Linked DNA regions of Homo sapiens: region 2 is linked to region 1. The links are chromatin loops, found by intact Hi-C in ENCODE. Cell type or tissue: natural killer cell. All regions are shown on one strand. Links, peaks and the distances in the headings refer to the core of each region. The heading gives the core; the rest is flanking DNA.

Region 1 (5,377 bases), core at 192-5,191:
ACTGTGGATGGTGAAAAGGGGGCAGATACCACAATTGACAGGGATGGTGGGAGAAGAAAGCCAAGGTGGGGCCAGAGAGGGTAGTGTCATTGTCACTTAAGCCAAGAGAGGAGGCATTGGTTAGCATTGGGAATCCTTGCAGAGCTCAGGAGAGATAAGCATTAAAACAGGGTAATAGTTTCACGGGAGAGAAATGACTCTCATTTCCTCTGTAACATCAAACCTAAACTTTCACTAATTCCACTGCACCTAGCCCACTCCCTTCCTCATTACTCCCCAGTAGCCCCTCTGCTCACAGACCTACCAGGAAGTCATACCATTCCTATGCTCTTATTTTGCCTCTTTGCTAGAATGCCCCAATTCTCACTTGTCTGAGCTCTATCCAGCCTTCTAGGGCTAACACAAGCCCACTTCCCCCCAACGCTGCCCCAGGATACTCCGAGTTTGTTCTCTTCTATAGATCTATTTGTATTTCGCTCTAGTTTACACTTGTTTATGTGTGTCATCTGGTGTTGTTGGCTGTTGATTCATGAAGTTTGACTCTTCTAAGCTTCTTGAGGTAAAGGGTCTTATTGTATTCTTCCTCTGCGGCCTTTGTAGCCTGGAATAGTGTTGAATAGATAATCCTTGCTCTGAAAAAGATTTCTGGTTGATCAAAATTACAAGACTTGAGATTATCCAGTTAATAAAAATTCTTGAGGAAGATTTAAATTTCAGCTGTCCAGGAGCTGGAGTGAACCCTGTGCAAAGGAGATTGTTCTAAGGTAGAATCTTGGTCAGCTGATAGTCACATCAGGTTAGGTAGGAGGGTGTGGGAACAGAGGCCAGAAGTGAGGGAGGGGCTCTCTTACTCAGTGCAGCCACCTGGGAAGGCTGGGAGGCTTCAACATCATGATGACAATATGTGGTTTCCTCCAAAACGGGCTCAAATTTTACAGCTGGTCCTTTGAATCATGGAAGCATTGCCCATACCTGCTTGGTGAAAGTGAGGCCTAAGAGGGAGGGGGGCAGACCCCACTTGACAGTGGTTTCTGAAGTTAATGATGATAAAAGAATTATAACTCATGGTACCATTTTTGTAGCTGTGTTAGCTGCTCTCAAAGGGAGAATTTCATGGCAGAGGAAGAGGTGGTTGCTAAGGAAATGACAGAAAAAAAGAAAACAACCCAAACCCTCTTTCTGACCACAAGTTTAGAATTTTTCTTTTCTTTTTTCTTTTTTTTTTTTTTTTTTTGAGGCAGAGTTTCACTCTTGTTGCCCACGCTGGAGTGCAATGGCGTGATCTTGGCTCACTGCAACCTCCACCTCTCTGGTTCAAGTGATTCTCCTGCCTCAGCCTTCTGAGTAGTTGGGATTACAGGAGCCTGCTAACACACCCAGCTAATTTTTTGTATTTTTAGTAGTGACGGGGTTTCACTATATTGGCCAGGCTGGTCTTGAACTTCTGACCTCAGGTGATCTGCCCACCTCAGCCTCCCAAAGTGCTGGGATTACAGGTGTGAGCCACCATGCGTGACCTTAGAATTTTTCATGACCTTGCACTACCAAAGGGAAATTTAAGTCCTTTCTTGTTGTTGTTTTTGAGATGAAGTCTCGCTTTGTCACCCAGGCTGGAGTGCAGTGGCACGATCTCGGCTCACTGCAACCTCCTCCTCCTGGGTTCAAGTGATTCTCCTGCCTCAGCCTCCCTAGTAGCTGGGATTACAGGCACCGGCCACCATGCCCAGCTAATTTTTGTATTTTTAGTAGAGATGGTGTTTCAGCATGTTGGTCAGGGTGGTCCCGAACTCCTGACCTCAAGCAGTCCACCCACCTCAGCCTCCCAAAGTGCTGGGATTTACAGGCGTGAGCCACTGTCCCTGGCTGGGAAATTTAAGCCCTTTTTACCCTCAGAGGACAGATCTTTGCAACCCTCTCATTCCTGAGAGGTAAGGAATCATATTCTGAGTTAGAGCCTATGGTGGTTGTATCCCTGGACTCTCAGGTTCCTTTGTGGCTATTGGGTTACACACTCCAGGGGGTGGAGTTATTAAGAAGACCCTGAGATCTCTGTGGCTGCATTTTAAAGATCTCATTTGTAAGGGAAATGATGATTCTGCCAATTTCTCTCCCCTTGTGCACCTTTTCTTTTGAAGTTAAAGTTAATATCCCTTTGGACTTGTACCTCTCTGCTTCTTAGTTCTATAAATCTCTTCCTAGTTTATTTTCTGAAAGAGTGAAGTAGAAATAATTTCCAGAAAATAACTTGTCAACATAAAGTCATGAGGGAGGCTGGTGATATGAGAAATAGAAGGAACTGTCAGAGCTCTGCAGTCATGGTCTTCTGCAGACCAATAATAAGGCAGTATCATGTTCCGTCCTTTCTCCCTCAGAACAGACAGATGCCAGTTAGTTCCCAGGTCTGAATTGTGCTCTCTTCCAATCGCTAAACTACTAAAACCCAAAGTTTTAGTCTTTAGAAATTCAGTTGAGTTGTCAGTTTATAAGAACCTGCTATGTGATGGATACGCTATTTTAAGGATATGAAGATTAGTAGGAATTGTGTGGTTATATATTATTTAACTCTGGATGCAGGAATCGTCTGATTGGTTTGGGTTCCCAAAGATGAGAGAAATAGCCTTGATTTTAGACAGCATGCAGACAGGGATACTGGGAGCATCTTTGGGGATTCCTTCTTCTATAGTCACTGGGGTTATACCCAGTGACTCACCTTGATTTCTCCCAGCCATAAAATCAGACTGGTAATTTCATCTGGTTTGCTCTCTACTTCACAAGAGGTAGTAGAAGACTATATCTAAAGAATAGAGCACTTTAATTCCCCAGAACTCCAACAAGCCCAGCACCCCCAGATTATATGTTGCTAACAGCAACAGGGCAACTTGAGAAGTTATCCCACATCCCAGGCCCATTCCTGTAGTTCGTCCACCAAGGTCAGTTGGAGAAACTTCCATCCAGAACTGAACTCTAAGGCACTCGGATCCCTCTGCTGGCTGATAGCAGAAGCACCACTTAGCTTTTTCTTTTCTTTTTGTTTTCAAATGAATTCAGGTATTCTAATTAGCATTTTCTTTCTCTCTCCCACACTCCCTCTTTCTGTGTTTCTCTTTCTGGCTGACTGTAATCCTTAATACACTTCTCTTGGTGTCTTTAATTCCTACATTGAGCTTGAGTTCATAGCCCATTCCTGGTAGAAGACCACTGTCTGATGGGTGCTGGCTAAATGAATGCCTCAATACAGGGTTACAGGGGCTGCCATAGAAATAGGTTCAAGGTATGGAGGGGACATTAGGCCCTGAACTCATGAATGATTCCTGCATCTCATATCAGTGATGGTCATAATAATGGCAAGTAGTTATGCAGACTTGGAACCAAGCACTTTGTTAAACACTTTACAGCCATTATGTCATATAGTTCTTTTTCAGCCCTGTAAGGCAGCTTCTCTGTCATTTACTCCACAGATAACAAAGCTCAGGCTGGATTCATGCAGCTTGTTGATGGTGGGGCTCAGGATGTGAGTTCAGGTCTCTCTGGCACCAATGTCATAACTGCAAACTACAATGACTTCAGATACTCCAGGCTTTCCAAGCCCATATCTTGGCAGAAGTTCTTTGACCTTGCTCTCTGCCTAGAAGTCTCTTCCGCCTTTATCTTTTCTCAGGAATTCTGATTTTTCCTTCAAGATTCAGTTCAGGGTCACTTCAAGAGGGCTATACCCCCATCCTTTCCCTGTTTTGGTTGTTTGCTGAGACCTCTGTGAACCAGTGTTTGTCTCTAATGGAGCACTTATTGCACATTTTTGTGTTGATTCCCCTACATGTCTGTCTCCCCAGTAAACTTTGATCTCTTTGAAGGCAGGAAGTGTATCTTACCAGTCTTTGTATCCCTAGTACCTAGTACCTAGCACAGAGCCCAGCTCATAGCAATAAAAATGACAGCAATATTTCACATTTACTACGCACTTACCTTGGGCTGGGCAGAGTGCTAAGCACTTCATTTTTTAGACCCTCTCATTTAACTATCACACAACCCATATAATATATAGAATTATGAAGAAACTGAGGCTGAGAGAATTCTATAACTTGCCCAAGGTCACCCCAGTAAGTGGCAAAACTGGAGCTTGACTCCAGGTCTCCCTGAACTTCTTTACATTTTATTAATTTTCATGCCCTACACTTTTTTACCTGATTAGGTATTTTTTCTCTTCCAATATTGATTGAGACGTATGAGTAGGAATTACATTTTCTTTGCTAAAATTAGTAAGCACCTTGAACAGTACTTGCTGTATGTGCTCCAGTACTTGCTGTATGTGCTTGCTGTATGTGCTCCATTTAGATAAATCAGATATTAAATTTTTCTGAAGAAAAAAGCTTGGGAAACATAATTACATAAGGTAACTAGAAATGATCAAAATCTATTTCTTTACCTAGCAACTTCAGATGAAATTTTGCAGCAGTTTCATGAAATATTTTATGAAATAATTGCTGTATTCGTCTGTCACTGAGAAATACAAGTGTAAGTTAAGCATTTCTGAAGCCTGAAATTCACCGAGTGCAGTTTTAATTACCCAAGAGAAGCAAATCTAAAACTACTTGCTTTTCAGAGCATAATTTAAAAAATGAACAACAGTCTTTGCAATGAGATTTTATGTTAAATTTAGGTCACATGTTAATTTTAACTGTTAGGATATCCTAGAATGTGCATTGTTCTTTACCAACCTAACTGACGAGTCAATTTGCCTGTCTTAAATATGAGGCTTAGTCAGTTGCTCACCTCATATTTTCAAAGTACCAGTGAAATTAGTGGATAGTTTAAGATTAGGTAGGTGCTAAAGAAATACAGTCTATCATTAGCTATATCAATATTTGTAATTCTTATACTTCAATATGATATTTCATGCTATTAAAGCCTGTTTATTACATTTTAATATCGAGAAAAGCCCATATCCTTTAAAGGTTACCTTACTTATAATTAAATCTTGATAATCATTAAGTCATTGGTATCACTAAATTATGTTAGGGTAGCTAACATTTCCATTTTACAAGATGTAACTTTGCCTCACACTGAGTGTAGTAAACATAGAATATTGGGACAGGCCAGGCATGGTGGCTTAACGCCTGTAATTCCAGCACTTTTGGAGGATGAGGTGGGAAGATCATTTGAGGTTAGAAGTTCGAGACCAGCCTGGCCAACATGGTGAAACCCCATCTCTACTAAAAATATAAAAATTAGCTGGGTGTGGTGGTGCATGCCTGTAATACCAGCTACTTGGGAGGCTGAGGCAGGAGAATTGCTTGAACCCGGGAGACGGAAGTTGCAGTGAACCAAGATTGCGCCACTGCATCCCAGCTGGGCGACAGAGCAAGACCCTGTTTCAAAA
Region 2 (5,377 bases), core at 187-5,186, 65 kb before region 1:
CCTGAGTAGTCTGTGGTCTATGCTTTACTTTCCAGCTAAATTTTAGGAAACTGCATCAGAATTTAAGTCAAGGGAGTGAGTAATGCATGGTGAATATTATCTGTTATTGGTATATTGCAACAGGAAAAAAAAATAAAACCTAACTGACTGAGTGACTCAATGTCTATTTCAATCTCCTTTGAGTATGCCTTCCCATACTGCAGAATTGGGAAGCCAAAAACTACATTTTCCAAATTCCCCAGGTAGAGTTTCTAAGGATGTGACTTAGGTTGTGACAATTAGACACACTGACATAAGACTCCAAATTCAGAGTTGAATGAGTTGTTGGGGCACAAGGCGGGCAGGGCAGGAAGCATCTATTCTGCTTGTGCGGAGCACAGCAACCCTAGGTTGTGAGTTTGCTAGCTCAGCTGACACTCCCTAACTGTGGCAGAAGCAGCAACTCCCCTGGCAACTCAGTTCTGAGTGTGACTTTGTTCCTAGTAATTCAGCCTCAAATCCACTTCTTCAGCTCTCCCACTGATTCTGTAAGCCAATTAATACCTTGCAATAATCTTTTTGGCTTAAACTAGCTAGGGAAGGCTATGCTTTCTGCACCTGAACCATGACCAATGTAGTCAGCGAAACCTGAGCCTTTGAGAAAAAGCTGAGGAGAAGCCAGAAAAGTAGCAGTAAAACCAGGACAGGCTGCTACCCTACAATCAAGACAGAAGAGAGTTTCAATAAGCAATGAAACACTGCAGAGAGGCCAAGACAGACACAAATATGAAGTAAAAACGATTCAGCCAGGAGGTCAAAGATGATGTGGAGAGGAGCCATTTCATGGAGTGGCAGGGGAGGAAGCCATATTGCAGGTGGTTGAGGAGAGTCTTCCATTTTATTTGGACTTAATTTTTTTGAGACAGGTCTCGCTCTGTGGCCCAGGCTGGAGTGCAGTGGCGTGATCTCGGTTCATTGCAACCTCCACCTCCCGGGTTCAAGCAATTCTCTGCCTCAGCCTCCTGAGTAGTTGGGATTACAGGCACACACCACCACGCCCGGCTAATTTTTGTATGTTTAGTAGAGATGGTGTTTCACCATGTTGGCCAGGCTGGTCTTGATCTCCTGACCTTGTGATCGATCCGCCTTAGCCTCCCAAAGTGCTGGGATTACAGGAGTGAGCCACCACGCCCCACGTGGACTCAATTTATGAAGTAAGAGTCAGGTGCTGACTACATGATGTGAGAGGTACAGGAAGGTTTTTACATTTCCTATTACTGTGCCTAGAAGCCTACATGGTGGCCCAATCAGGAGGTAGGAATTTTTCTTCTGTCGTCATCTATTAAAGGGGCTCTAGCCCCAACTCTGCCACTGGGAGTTCTGTGAAATAGTTCTCTGAAATTCCATTTTAAAAGAGAAAAAGTTCTTTAGAAAATGGGCATATGGCTAGGTGCAGCTGCTCACACCTGCAATTCCGGCACGTTGGGAGGCCAAGGTGGGAGAATTGCTTGAGCCCAGGAGTTTAAGACCAGCCTGGGCAACATAGCAAGACGCTATCTCTAAAAAAAAATACAAAAATTAGCCGGGTATGGTGATGTATACCTGTAGTCCCCACTACTCAGAAGGCTGAGGTGGGAGGATTGCTTGAGCTAAAGAGGTCGAGGCTGCAGTGAGCTAGGATTGAGCCACTGCACTCCAGCCTGGGCAATGGAGTGACACCCCGTCTCAAGAAAGAAAGAAAGAAAGAGAGAAAGAGAGAAAGAGAGAAAGAGAGAAAGAGAGAAAGAGAGAAAGAGAGAGAGAGAGAGAGAGAGAGAGAGAGAAGGAAGGAAGGAAGGAAGGAAGGAAGGAAGGAAGGAAGGAAGGAAGGAGAGAGAGAGAGAGAGAGAAAGAAGGAAGGAAGGAAGGAAGGAAGGAAGGAGAAAGAAAGAAAGAAAAAGAAAGAAAGAAAGAAAGAAAGAAAGAAAGAAAGAAAGAAAGAAAGAAAGAAAGAAAAGACAAAGAAAACAGGCATACTAATACCTGTCCTGCCTTCTGCACAGGCAGAATGGTGAAAGAGATAAGAGCACAGGATTTGGACTTGGTCAGACCCAGGCTTTAATCCTGATTTTGCCGCTAGTTAGCTGTGTGACCTTGGGCAAGTTATGTATACCTAGCTTTCTCCTCTGGAAATTAGGGATAAGAGTATCAGCTTCACAGTGATTATGACGATTAGTTGAGGTATGTAAGGCATTCAGCACAGTGACTGGCAGGTAGCAAGCTCTCAGAAGATGACAGTTAATTTCATAAGTGGTCCAAAATACCTTTTGGGAGATAATGCTCACGAGTGTTTTATTCACAGGGTTGCTGGCCAAATGAGAAAATGCACAGGAAAGCAAAATGTAACAGGCCTATCAGGATGAAAACACTGTGAGAAAGGTCACACATTAAACCACAAATGTTTTGGGTTCCTTGACAACTAGATTGTGCTACAGAGTTGGTAGGGTAGGGAGGAAGAGGAGAAGCTGAACTTCAACTGCTGCAGTTTTTCCTGGGGCTGGCCCTTGTTAGAATAATAGACACTCTACCATAGAGAGGCAGTTGATTCACCTATACCTGTTGGATAAAAAAGAAAACCATGTGGCTGGTGGAGCTGAGAAAGTGGAAAGAATAAAGGGAGCAGAAGATATATTGCTTGAAATCAGGCAAAAGTTCCATATATCAAAAGCCTCATTCTGGCTGACTTCATCACCAAACTCCCCTCCCAGAGGCCTCTGCCTGGGCTTTTGCAGAAAACATGTACAAACTCTATGCAAAGTAAGAATCCAAAATAGCTTATTTAGAAATAAACCACCTGCTTGTACAAACAGGAAGATCTGAAATCCCTGGAGTTGGGCAAGTGAGTTCCTTGCTTCCCTGCCTAGCCCAGCCTCCTACTGGACCCCCACTACCACAAAGGGATGGAATTACACTCCTTTCTCTCCAGCCTCTTTGCTTTGCTTTTTCCTTTTATTTTTAGTTGTCATGTAATAATTGTACAAATTGATGGGATATGGAGTGCTATTTCTTTTTCTTTTTTTTTTTGAGATGGAGTCTCGCTCTTTCACCCAGGCTGGAGTGCAGTGGTGCAATCTCAGCTCACTGCAACCTCCGCCTCCCGGGTTCAAGCGATTCTCCTGCCTCAGCCTCCTGAGTAGCTGTGACTACAGGCACGCATCACCATGCCCAGCTAATTTTTTGTATTTTTAGTAGAGACGGGGTTTCACAATGTTAGCCAGGTTGGTCTCAATCTCCTGACCTTGTGATCAGCCTGCCTCAGCCTCCCAAAGTGCTGGGATTACAGGCGTGAGCCACCGCACCCAGCTGGAGTGCTATTTTAATACATGCATACAATGAGTAATGATCAAATCAGGGTAATTAGCATATCATCACTTCAAACACTTACCATTTCTTTGTGTTGTGAACATTCAAAATCATCTTGTAGCTTTTTGAGAATATACAATAAATTATAATTAACCACATTCGCAAAGCACCAGAACTCTCACCCTCCTCCCCTCCCTCACCCACCCTTCCCAGCCTCTAATACTCACAATTCTACTCTCTACTTCCATGGGCTCAAAAAATTTATTTTATCTCCCACATGAGTGAGATCATGCGGTATTTGTCTTTCAGTGCTTGGTGTATTTCACTTAACATAAAGTCCTCCAGGCTCATCTATGCCATGAATGACAGGATTTTCTTCTTTTTTATTCCAACCCCTTTTCTTTGTTCCTTCTCATGGGAACACATCAATAAAGGCACCTACTGGTGGCCAAAGGGGGCTCTCTGATGCCACCACCCCATTCCCTATCCTACCCTTTATCCCATCCTTTATTCCTGTCAGAGACTAAACAGAGACAGGGGAATGAGTTTTCACTGTGGATTACTTAATTTTTTTAGGTCACAGTGTTCTAATCAGTAATCATCCATCTTTCTGTTACCTCATTCTGTGAGGCGAAGAATTTAAAGCCTGCTTGAATTCAAGGTCAGGCTGCCTTCTGCAGCTGGAGGCATCCCCAGCAGGCCAAGGCTTCACTCTCTCAGCTGGTGTCAGGGACCCTTAGGGAGTGGACAGAATAGCATGTGGAAAGAGGCAGTGTGACCAGCCTTGCCACCTGTTTCACAGGTGGCACTGCTGGCTGAGTCAGTCTGCTAAGGAGGACAGCCCTGGAACTGGTCAGAGAAGGCTTAGTAAATCTCTTCTGATTGCTAACCTCTGAGACCTCACAGCCTATAATTTCCCAAGACAGACCTGTTATTACAAACAGTCAACCTAGTAATCACTGCCCAAGCCCAGGTGTCCTGAAGAAGTAGGGTGGAAGCTTGCATTGAAAAAGGAAAATGATAAGGAGATATTTGCCCAGCAAAGATATTCTGTAGAACAGATAACATGGGCACATTGTACTGCCTTCCTCCATCTTCCCACAGCACCTACCAAAGTCCTGGCAAGCCATCAAATTAGGCTTATAGGTAGCTGCCCTTTCTGAAGGCTACATTCAAATTTTTCTAAAAGATAATTTGATTTCATTCAGTTCAACCCAGTGAGTTTATACATTTATTTTAGCATCTATTCTATGCTTGGTACTGTGAGGATGAGCCATGAATTAAAACATCAGGTCAGCGTATACTCGACACAGTTGTAGAAATGAGAACCTTTACTTTTTCACAGTGAAGACCGAGGAAGCTGAAAAGAATGCTTTTGGTTTTCTTCCCTCTACCCCAGACTCTCCCAAGGCCATACTTTTCTCTCTCTCTCTCACTCTGGGGGAAGAAATATTGAAATTTTTTATCTAAGGCTTTTTCCTAGAATTTGAACTGCATAGGGAACATTGCTTCATCATCAACATTTTCTTTCATTTTCAACCTCTTTCCACCTGCCCTAAAAACATGTTTGAATCTAACCCACCCCTACTGTTCTTTCTCTACCTTCATTTCTTCCTGGGATACAGTTTTTCATCTTTTGCTCATGCAATTAATTATTCATTCATTAATTTAACAAATATTTAGTGATGAACAGTATGAGTAAGGCCCTTTCCTACGCTGGAGACAAAAATGAATAAAGCCTTGTTCCTTTAATGAAGCAGTCCCTAACCTTTTTTGACACCAGGAACTGTGTGGCCTAAGTGAGTTACATATTCCCTCTGAGACTCAGTTTACCCTAAGATTCTGTTAACTGGGAATAACTATGTATTTGAGAGTTATTGTGAGGGTTAAATGATATATCGTGTGAAAAGCTCCTGTCACATGGTCAGTGCTAAACAAATATTAGTCACCTTTCCTTGCATGACACTATACATTCTTAGCTCTTTGCCCATTTCTCAGACTGCTTAACCTAGAATTTCTTTGCTGGATCTGTGTTATCCCTATCCCCCTGAATTGT

What was found. Hi-C counts contacts between places; a loop is a spot of excess contacts. Peaks named below come from ENCODE experiments on the same cell type or tissue, not always from the same donor. Only the 100,000 strongest peaks of a DNase experiment are listed, where the experiment ranks them.
Region 2: it touches region 1 in a loop (6-fold over the local background); 2 of 110 quality-filtered maps call a loop at or near these places.

Annotation. Positions count from the first base shown.
Region 1 is chr6:52,396,990-52,402,366 of GRCh38, forward strand. All of the region lies in intron 1 of PAQR8 (progestin and adipoQ receptor family member 8), which reads left to right. Among named protein-coding and RNA genes, the nearest start is that of EFHC1, 21 kb to the right of the region's middle. RefSeq lists an enhancer at 1,500-1,559. In natural killer cell, for the core only: a CTCF peak has its summit at 2,973 (motif pointing left); DNase peaks (open chromatin) are centred at 1,132, 2,972, 3,460 and 3,842; H3K27ac peaks cover 1,262 bases.
Region 2 is chr6:52,331,583-52,336,959 of GRCh38, forward strand. No RefSeq gene overlaps it. Among named protein-coding and RNA genes, the nearest start is that of PAQR8, 28 kb to the right of the region's middle. In natural killer cell, for the core only: no CTCF peak of the experiment used is centred there; DNase peaks (open chromatin) are centred at 369 and 2,409; H3K27ac peaks cover 1,468 bases.